Linked DNA regions of Homo sapiens: region 2 is linked to region 1. Evidence: chromatin contacts called from ENCODE Hi-C or POLR2A ChIA-PET data. All regions are on one chromosome and are shown on one strand. Each heading gives the region's core, a stretch centred on a gene start or an enhancer-like site at or near the end of the contact. The rest is flanking DNA. Distances are from core to core; before and after follow the strand shown. Region 1 overlaps FOXP1 (forkhead box P1). Region 2 overlaps FOXP1 (forkhead box P1).

Region 1 (5,413 bases), core at 2,210-4,709:
TGCGAGGTAGAAGGACCTTAAATCTGCCAGAAAGTCCCCCGACTATCAGTAGAGTTCTGACTCTTAAAGAGAAAAGGTGCTCTTTCCGGAGGGGCTGGCAGAGAGCCCCAACGGCAGGAAATACAAATAAAGGAAGTGCTCTCCAACCAATGTACAGGGAGAAAGTGGAAAGAATCATTTCAAAACGCCTAAGTGACTTTCTTTTTCCCAAAGTATTAAAATTGAGTTTTAATGTTTATAAACAAAAACTGGGATGTACTTTGAATATGCAATGTGTTTTTATTTTAGAAACTAAGTTCTTCATGAGGCATCCATAAAACTCATGCATGCTTTCAGAAGGTGGACTAACTCCTTAGCAGGTCAGTGTTTATCAGCTAATAGTCTGCAGGTGCATCAAAACAAACAATAAACAAGCAAACAACATTACAGACGCTCATGACCCAGCTGTGGAGACAAGCCTTAAACAAAATAATTAGAGAGTGATGCAATGCAGTGCTTACTCAACTACTAAATTGCACGGTGGTGGCTGTAAGCACCATGGGACCACAAAGAAGGAGGAGATCACTAGGAGGAGGGGTCTGGGAAGGCCCACTGGGGAGGTGGCATTTAAAGGCTGATGGTTTGGGTAAGGGGGAGGTGACAAAAGAGAGAGGGAAATGGCTTGGCATACTAACTTAGAAGCCACCTGGAGCCCATCTCGCCCTGTCTCCAGACAGACAGATGATATGGTGACTCAGAGACTACTTCTGGGCAAGGAAATGTCCCATCAGTGATAAACCTGGATAAACTACATATGCCCAGGCCACTTTGGTTAATTCTAAACTCCTGTGGTCCTGTGTACTTGCCCTGTATTTGGGATTCAGGAAGAACTGGAACTTCCATAAGTGGAATATAATATAAAATGTTAAAACCAATAGTAACTCAGAAGACTTCGTTAAAACCATTTATTAATCACTGTGAGCACCAGGTCATTTTAGAAAAGCTGAATAAGAAAGGCCAACAAAAAAATTTTGGATTGTGGGTGTTTTAACAGTCTCATGCAGTTGTCATAATCTGAACACAAATTCCAGCCCTCATTGTACAGAGGAGGAAACTGAGGCTTAGAAAAGCAAAGTGATTTCTCCCAAGAATTAAACATGGCCAGGTGCAGTGGCTCATACTCATAATCCCAGCACTTTGGGAGGCCAAGGCAGGAAGACTGCTTTGAGGTTTGAGACCACCCTGGGCAACACAGTGGGACTCCGTCTCCAAAAATACACACACACACACACACACACACACACACACAATTAGCCACGTGTGATGGTGCATGCCTATAGTCCCAACAACTTGGGAGACTGAGGTGGCAGGATCACTTGGAGACCAGAAGTTCAAGGCTGCAGCAAGCTGTGATCGCACCACTGCACTCCAGCCTAGGCAACAGAGCAAGAAACTGTCTTAAAAAATAAAAAATAAAATAAAAAAAAAATATATACTACAGGCTTCCAAGAGGAAGCAGATACTGGATAATTATAAAAAAAAAAAGCCATAATAATATAAAATGAATACCTGTGGTGGGGGGGAGGGGATATCGAGGGGTAAGCCAACGTTTAAGGAAGAGTAAAGGAAATGCTAAATACCATACTTTAAAAATATTTTTGATGCCCACATCCTAACACCCACAACAGATACAGCTCTTGTTCAAACACCACATATTAAGAAACCTGTCAGTTGCTAAATGAGTCCATTGTGCAGCTGGCTGTGCACTTAAGAACAGATTACTATGATCCCACACCAAACTCTAACCACCAAATAACACACCTGGGACTAAAATCATGTATTATATTTGGTTCTGCTGAGCCTTAGCTTTGAACACAGAAGAAAGTGAAAGGTTTTACTGCCCATTCAGAGCTGAGAATGGAGATAAGATGTATTAAAGGAAGAGTCAGGAGGAGCGTCTCCTCAGGACATTATTCCATACACTGATGAATGGCCCTGTGGTGAGGCAGATACAGCAATGGTCCCTGGCCCACGTGGTCCTCAGTTCCAACGAAAGGCCTGCTTTGCCAGAAGCTGCTTGGAAATAACTAGAGAAAGGATACGAGCATGGGGTGAAAAATCAACTGTGTGATCAGAGGCCAAAACCTTAATTCAAGTTTGCTGTCTTCTTCTGAACAACACTTGTGTTAACACAACACACATTTTCTTTCCCCTTTCCAATTAATTTAATGGAGTATCCAGGACATATTCTGAAATGACAGAACTTAAAGAGATTCAACCAACTGATTCCAATTCCGGAGAGAGAAAGCTAAAGCAACAGGAATACAAAATGTAAGCCCAGTAACATGCCTGATGGCCTACTCAGGAAAGCGCGCCTCCCCAGAAGGAGGACTGCTTTAAGTATTTCTCCAAAGAATGGCAATGGGGCAGCCAATTAGAGTTACTAAATTGCAACAGCAATGCCCCATTCCTGAGATCTGGGGATTTGTCTCCAAGGAACCACCATTCTGTCTTGATTTAAGCAGTGCTTTTACTTAAAAATATAAATTAATACATCATCCATCTACAGGGAGCTAAGGCAGTTAGCTCCATATTGATATTGTTTATGTCACTGTTATGCATATGTTGACAATGAAGCTAATTATGTTGTTTTTCTTCTGTGCCTGCAAGTTTGGCCAAGGGAAAACACTGAGTTCTCACTGTTCCATAGGAGTTTAAATTCCCCTTAATGCATCTTCCAAATTGCCATTTGCATTTTCATGTAATGCAACATTTTATAAAGCCATTGCTTCTGGTTAATTTGTATATACACAGTGTGACATGTCAACATTCAGGTGACTTGTAAGTATGATGAGCTATGGAAAACATCAACCTAAAAACAAATCCCTTACTCTAAAAGCATTCATAAGCATCAGAGGTAAACAAAATCATGACAGAAAAGAAAAATGACAACATCCTTTCCTAACTCTGCATTTGACAGTAATAAATTACCCTCTCTCATTTATGATGAAACTATAATCCCCTGTTTTAACATAATGTAAAATTTGTTAATGGACTGCTTCTGCCATGGGGTTAGAACAGATTACACTGAAGTGTGCAAAGTTCTTGAAAAGGTACATGTTTTGGGGCAGTAGAGCATGTCCCAAAGTGCTGTACCCTTCAGATATCGGGGGGAAAACATCACTGCCACCACCACCACCAAGTGTAATTTGTTATTTCCCTCCCGAAGAGTGACAGTATTTTTGGCCCACCCACAGGCAAACCCTCGATTTTTAAGCATAACCAGAAATGGGGCACTGAAGGGGAAAGAAAAGACGGCTCTTGGGGAATGAAATTACATTTTAATTTTTTTAACGTTTACTTATGTAGAAATCGCTGAATATCAGATAAAGGCAACTGACCACCTTTATTTAGTACAGTCAGCTTTTCCAGAGATCTGTGGTGTGCAGCAGGCCTGCAAAGAGGCAAAGGGAGCGTGTCCCATCCTGCCCTCAGAACAATGCTCACACATCTTCCTCCCATGCAACACCACCCTCCTCTGACCCTAGGTTGACACACCCTCATGTCAAAACCTTCTTTACGCCTGCCCTCTGCTGGCAAGCCTGCCAGGATTAGGAAATTTTGACTACTTCAACTTATTCAAAAGACAACTTTTAAAGCCAGACAGAGAAAGGACATGTAATGAACTATTAACTGGAATATATAAATTAAGACATTTAAACAAAATGGGGGGAGAAAGGGGGACACCCCTAGTGAAATATGGCACTTTTAATGTAAAAATGCACATTCGTCTACTCTATTGCCTCCTCGCTCACAGCAGGGGAGTGCCAAACTCGATATTTTAGCTCACCTAAGAGAACAACCTGTATTACTGTTGGGCATCTTGCCTTCTTTTGCTCACTCTCCGGGGAGAGCATGTCGGCGCATTTTCAATAAAACACCTTCTTAGCAGTAATGGGCCACTGTTCCCATTTCAGTGGTCCCTAAGGTTTCACGATACAGTATATTTGGCTGACTCGCAGTTCGAGTTTTCTTCTGGCATTCCTAAGATCCAAAAAACGGAAGAGAAAAAGCAAAAGAAGAGTACTTGCTTATCCTTTGTTTCAGTAAGAAAACAGTCAACTTTGAGACTGATTAGCTGGTAGGACTTACACAAAACAAGGGCACTCTCGGGCCCTCTCCCCTGCTACGGGAACCCTCCGCGCACGTGTGGGCCAGACTCCCAGCTGAAGGAGGGCTCTGGGCATTAGGGGGTAAATTTCTGCAGCAGCGTGCTGGGGTTTAACAGTGCAACTCCTGTCAGTGTCAATGGGAAGCACAAGGCCTGTACAAATCCCTGCATACCATTTCAAAAATATATCTCCAAGACGGGAAAATGAAGCTTAGCAGTTGCAACCTCAAAAGCATTCAGGAAGTAGCACTCTTGACAGCGCTTTAGATGCCGAGTAAATGGTCTTATAAAGAACACCCAATCCAGCCGACAATAAATCTTACACCGGGGAAGCCGGCACAGGGCTGTGGAATCCCCTCCAAGATAATTGCCTTCCACACTGTGTGGCATAGAAGCTGCTACACAGAAAACATTTTCCGGGGCTCTGCGCTCGCTATGGCTTGCTTTTCTTTCCCTAATAGTCACCAATTACACAGACACTCACACCCTGTCTTTAAGAGTGACCACATAAAAGTCTCAAGGTTTGTCTCCTTTTCTAGAAAAAAAGGTTGTAAGGCCAGTTCTAGTGGGGAGCGGGTGGGAGAGGGAGGTTGAGAACAGAGGGTGTGTTTAAGAACTCAGGAATGGAATCTGACACAGGCATCCAGGTGAGCAACCCTGGGTGTCTCCACTTTCCAGTCTTTGACGGTTCATGTAGTTTCCAGACAGCTCCAAGTACTGGGGCTCATCTACAGGCCGCTGAAGCGGTCAGCACATCTTTTCTAGTCCACAGAGGCCTCAAGCAGGCTGTTTAACTCTGAGATAGTACAGGAGTACTACATATGACTTAGGATTCTATTAATGACTTTGTCAGGAATAATAGTGTGATTGTGGGCAAGTCACGTCACCTCTCTGCGCCTGCACATTTCAGCTAAACAAAGAGGAAGATGGATGAGATCTCTCTATAATTTCTTTTTTTCTTTTTTGAGATGGAGTCTCGCTCTTGTCACCCAGCCTGGAGTGCAATGGCGCATCTTGGCTCACTGCAACCTCCGCCCCCTGTGTTCAAGCGATTATCCTGCCTCAGCCTCCCAAATAGCTGGGATTACAGGCACCTGCCACCACGCCTGGCTAATTTTTGTATTTTTAGTAGAGACGGTGTTTCACCATGTTGCCCAGACTGGTCTCAAACTCCCGACACCTCAGGTGATCGGCCTGCTTCAGCCTCCCAAGGTGCTGGGATTACAGGCGTGAGCCACTGCGCCCAGCCTCTGTAGTTTAACA
Region 2 (5,413 bases), core at 232-2,731, 34 kb after region 1:
CTAATATACACAGTACACATAATAAATTTTTACAATATGACAAGGAAAACAAACTTAATAAAAGTTCCCGATCTTTTGTTACACAAGCATGCTATATCCATGCTATGTTTATAATAGTTTGCTCATGATATCACAGCTCAGTAACAAAGGCCCAAGCAATACAAAAACAGTTACTAGGCATGACATCAGCTCACAACTACCGTAATTACATCGGTACACAAATTTCCCAAACTGTACATTTTCCAAACTGCTTCTCAATTTCAACGGCTGCCTTTAGACAATTACTTGCAGAGCTGTCTGCAGGCTTTGAGTAATACCCGTCTTTCTTCTCTTTCCCAAGCGTCATTTCCCTTTAGAAAGTGCATATTTCAATTATAAGCACTATTTTTCAAATATGCCCATCAACATATGTCCAAATTAGGAGACGGTGTGGTCTGGTGGTTAGCGAGGAGCATTAAGCATCAGCAACTCTGATTCCATTCCTTTTGCTTTCCCTGTTTGCGGGGCCCAGGTGGTAGCTCAGGGAGAGGCAGTAGAGTGTAATGGATGAAAGCATAGACTCTTGAGCCAGATTGTGTGGGCTAGAATCCCAGCTCTGCCACTTATCAGCTGTATGGCCTTGGACAAGTTAACTTCTCTATGCTCCACTTTCCTCCCCTGTAAAATGGGAATAATAATAGAACTTACCCCATATGGTTGTTGTACAGTAGTTGGCTCCTAGAAAGTACTATATAGTATTTACTATTTAATATGATAACTATTATCTTTCTGGGACTCAGTTTCCTGTTTGAAAACCTGGCTTAAATTAACCTGACTTAGGGTAAACTGTTTAATTTTTCTAATGTCAGGGTAGGGGGTTGCAGCCTGGTCACATTATCTCAAGATAGTGAAGTTCAATGAGTAAAGTTTGAATGAATGAATGCATGCATGTATGAATGAATGAATGAAAATATAGGTCCTGAAAATAACCCATAGTTACAGAAGTGAAAAATACTATATTGTGGAACTTGAGCTTCATCCTATTTTCTCTAATTGCTTATTTTCATGTTCCTGCAATGAATGTTGATAAACATCTCTGACCCAATAGAAATAATAAGTGTAGGGAAAACAGATATTGCCTTGTGATTTTAGAAGTGTATTTCTCTAAGCACCAAACTTTTCGAGCTCATCCTATATGCACAACCTCTGTCTCACCGTGTTGTGTGGTCAGCTGGCTTTCCTGACCGGGCAGGGTGCCAGGGGAGTGCGACTACCTCCATTGTCACTTCTGGTCCATGGTATTGCACCAAATGCTGTTATTCTAGGCTCCAGGAAATTTTCTAACCACTGGACAGGGTCCAATGCTGTGTGCTAATGAGTTTCAGATTGGAGGACCTCACTGTGCATGTGTCAGAAAAGTGCCACGGTTTATAGCAAGGTGGGGGGAGGGAAGAAAAGACACACCAAAAGAAAAAACAGTAGTTAAAAAATGCTGGCTACTCAAATTGACAGGGAACGTGACCTCTGCACTTCAGCAGAAATTCTTGCAGACTTACAAAATAAAGGAGTTTGCTTTTATCGCACACTGTGAGACTCATATGGAAAAATGGAAAACACTACATCACTTGACCTCAGCGTGCCCCCTTTCAACCACAGACGAATATTGTGTACAAAAATTCTAAATCAACTTAAGATGTTCCCCCCCCAAAAAAAGAGAGAGGCTTTAATTTTCTACATTAGACTTGATGATCACTATTTTGGTTCTGAGATTTTGCTCAGAAGATTCACACAGGAAAAAGACTCAAAATTCCAGGAAGAGTATTTTACCACTTTGGGGATAATGATGTAGTGGTCTCTATTGGCGGGGCGCATCATCGTCTATACTCCCATTGCACTGGAGAATACTGAGCAAGCCTGACTCGCCCAGGCCTGAAAGTCACTCAAGACTAAAATCATGATTATTTGCTTACATTAACAGAACACTAAAACCAATTTTAAACAACTTAAGGAAACTCGAGCCATCTTTGCTGGGTGATTCACTGCCATGGGAAACCAAGAAGCTCTTTTCTCCCTTCAAGGCAACCAATAGGCTTGATAGCAAGACCTCATTGTGGGATCACAGCCTATCCAAGAAGAAGCCGCCCTTCTGCTGCTGTTGCTGCTGCTTTTATTTTTTTCGTTAAGAAGAATCACTTCTTAGGAGTGTCTAACAGAACTTTTGAGTAATGAGATTACATTTCAGTTTTTTTTCTTTTGCCACACTTAGTCCTGGGGACTTTAAAAATCCAATTCTTTCACATCCTCTAACTGTCATCAACATTTTTTCAGATGGTGTCAATAAAATTGATTGCTTGCAGTTCTGAATTCTGTTCTGCATATGGAAACAATATAATTTATTTTAAAGAATTTTCAATAGGGATGGAAGGAGAAATGGAACCTCAGGAAACCCATCCACAACATTTGGGGAGGGGTGGGAGGGAGCAAATCCAAAGCAAAGTAAACATCCTGAACATTACCGGACGCTGGAAACTTTGACAAAACGTCCTGATATATAAACCCTAAACCTGACTGTTGTGCTGACTGATACATCTTTCTGTCAGATATGAATGATGTTTCTGGAGCATTAATATGTTCATTAAATTCTAACTCCCTATACTTAAAATATTCTCTACTTTGGCTCAGAGGCATCTTGACAGCTTTGTTGTAATCATATATGTGAGGCCCCCAGTCTACACAGTTGTAGAGATGCCTCATACCTACAACCAATCTGTTGCTTTTACAAGTTCAATCTAGTTATTAAGCAGCTGATTGTGGAACCACGTTGCTTCGACATCTTCAACTCAGCTGTATATCACAGAAACCACTATGGGTGGTGACAGAGTCCCATGATGCCTAGCAACTGTACATGCCCCTAACTCCTTAATCCGTGATACTACAAAATATGGCTTGCGTTTTCTTTTTTTTTCCCCCTCTTTCCCTGAAGCACAAGTGGACGACCAGCAAGGGTCCGACAGTGTTATTCCTAATTACCTTTTTTTTCACTCTTGATCCTGTGGCTCTCATAATTAGTTACCTGGGGCTGCAATCCAATTTGAAGTGATGACAAGAAAGTGATCCATGAAAAAGTAATAAGTTAAATCCAATTTCAGCCTTCCTCTAATTAAATGCACATGGAACTAATGACTCCAACCCTAGCATTTTAGTGATAATGGTAATTAGCGAGGTGGGAGTCACTCTCTTTTTCAACACTGGAGGTGTAAACCACAAGGTAAAATGGCAGGAGCACTCTTAATTACATGTGTCATTTTGTCAGCAATTTACACATTTTTGACCAGTCAAGTATGTTTTTCCCCTGTCCCTCTCCACCTCCTAGCCCCAACAATGATTATAATAAACTAGTCCATGTTCCAAACGCATGGACGCTCATAAGAGCACTTCAGACTTGAAAATAAGAAATAACTTTGCTTTGCTGTTGTTGATCACCTTTCTGTCCCCACCACACACACAGACACACACAGAGACACACACGCACAGGCACACACACAGACAAATAAAGATATACTTAGGGTAATTATGCAGATCTGAGTCCTCTTAATTGAAATCCAGATATTTATAGTGGAACTGATTTTTGTTGGTTTCAGCTGTCTTTTTTTTGCTTATAATATGGAAAATAGCGTAATTTACTTATTTATGGAAAATATGACACTCAGTAGGTGCTGAGTAAACACACATAAAAAGAGAGGCAATAATTAACCTCTTGACGGCACACTGGTTATCTGTGGTTCTAAAAAACCTGGCTTCCCATCCTGGTGCTGTTACTACCTTTGTGCTGTGTAGCAAGTCAGTTAATCTCTCTGTTTCCATCTTCCTCATCCATTAAATGATTTAAGGACACTGCCTATACTACAGAGTAGCTAAGGAGCTGGCCCACGTTCAGCACTGACTAAACATTCATTATCTATCACACTTTGCATGTGGTGGCAAAGACATGATTACATATAAAATATTAGCATCACATTTGCATTGTAATTCTTAGATACATTTAAACTAGTGATCATATAATTAAAGTCCAAACTGAGTTCCTTATTTTTTGTTTCTTTTTGAGACAGAGTCTCGCTGTCGCCCAGGCTGGAGTGCAGTGGCGTGATCTCGGCTCACTGCAACCTCCGCCTTCCAGGTTCAAGCGATTCTCCTGCCTCAGCCTCCCGAGTAGCTGGGACTACAGGTGCGTGCCACCACGCCCAGCTAATTTTTGCAAGATGGGGTTTCACCTTGTTGGCCAGGCTGGTCTTGAACACCTGACCTTGTGATCCGCTCGCCTTGGCTTCTCAAAGTGCTGGGGTTATAGGCGTGAGCCATTGCACCCGGCCACTTTTTTTTTTTTTTAATCGAAATAGAGTCTTGCTATGTTACCCAGACTGGCCTCAAACTCCTGAGCTCAAGAGATCCTCTGGCCTCAGCCTTCTTAGTAGCTGAGATATGGTGCACACCACTGCAGTTGCACCTGGTTCAAATAGGGATTTTTTTTTTTTTTTTTTGAGCTAGGATCTTGCTCTGTTTCCCAGGCTGGAATGCGGTGGCACCATCATGGCTCATTGTAGCCTCTACCTCCTGGGCTCATTCAATCCTGCCACCTCAGCCATCAGAGTAGCTGGGACTACAGGCACCGGGCCCGGCTAATATTTTTGTATTATTCACAGAGATGGGGTTTTGCCATGTTGCCCAGGCTGGTCTCTAACTCCTGGACTTAAGTGATCTGCCTGCCTCAGCCTCTCAAAATGCTGGGATTACAGGTGTGAGCCACTGTACCTGGGGATACCTTCAAGAGTGGGAATTATGAATAAACAAAACCAATCAATAGCCATGGAGTGGGCTGTCCTGGGCAGACTGGGACACAGGGCCACCTATGCACAGCTGAAGTTGAAATAACAAAAACGAACGAACTCATTATATTACAACTTGCACCAAAATTTTGGAGGCAAGGACAAAACAGACTATCAAAGAAAAACAAAATCTTAAAGCAGGAGTATCAGCCTGGACCCCAAGGTGAACTTCTTGAAGTTCATGAAATCCCTAAAACTGGATGTGACATTCTGTGTTCATGTGCGTTTTTCTGGGAGGAGGGGTCACTGTTTCTATCATATTTGTAATGGTGCATGTAATCAGAAAGGCTTAAGAACTATTTCTAAAATATTTCTGTTTTATTATTTCTTATCGAGACTTATTTTTAGGGTTTTGGGATTCTCAAAAGTCATGTGATAACAGTAACATCTTAAAGATATCAAAATTTCAATGCTTTGTATCAATTTAAAATGCTAGGGGTGCCAATTCTAGACTATGTTAACTCTAGACATTAAAAAAAAAAGTTTGCTTCTCTCTCCTAAATTATCCTCCTTACTAATCAGTGCATAGGGCTATTTCTTAAGGGTCAGTA

What was found. A loop is a pair of places that touch in the nucleus more often than their neighbours do. ChIA-PET counts read pairs that join two places held with the same protein, here RNA polymerase II (POLR2A). Pooled maps may share reads with other maps.
Region 2: a loop to region 1 is called in a map of sigmoid colon, with 2.1 times the contacts of the local background. The contact joins two enhancer-like sites. A Hi-C loop is called at or near these places in 17 of 168 maps with a recorded cell type or tissue (IMR-90, MCF 10A, PC-3 and 13 more) and 10 of 50 pooled maps. POLR2A ChIA-PET finds 5 or more read pairs at or near these places in 17 of 52 experiments (AG04449, AG04450, BJ and 12 more).

Annotation. Positions count from the first base shown.
Region 1 is chr3:71,066,477-71,071,889 of GRCh38, forward strand. The region is part of intron 7 of FOXP1 (forkhead box P1); the gene reads right to left. Among named protein-coding and RNA genes, the nearest start is that of FOXP1-AS1, 220 kb to the right of the region's middle. Within about 2 kb of position 3,460, at least 6 of the 41 ENCODE cell types and tissues checked have a DNase peak (open chromatin) inside an H3K27ac peak, as active enhancers do; they include sigmoid colon, where a contact is called at or near this core.
Region 2 is chr3:71,102,275-71,107,687 of GRCh38, forward strand. The region is part of intron 7 of FOXP1 (forkhead box P1); the gene reads right to left. Among named protein-coding and RNA genes, the nearest start is that of FOXP1-AS1, 180 kb to the right of the region's middle. RefSeq lists an enhancer at 2,131-3,628. Within about 2 kb of position 1,482, at least 12 of the 41 ENCODE cell types and tissues checked have a DNase peak (open chromatin) inside an H3K27ac peak, as active enhancers do; they include sigmoid colon, where a contact is called at or near this core.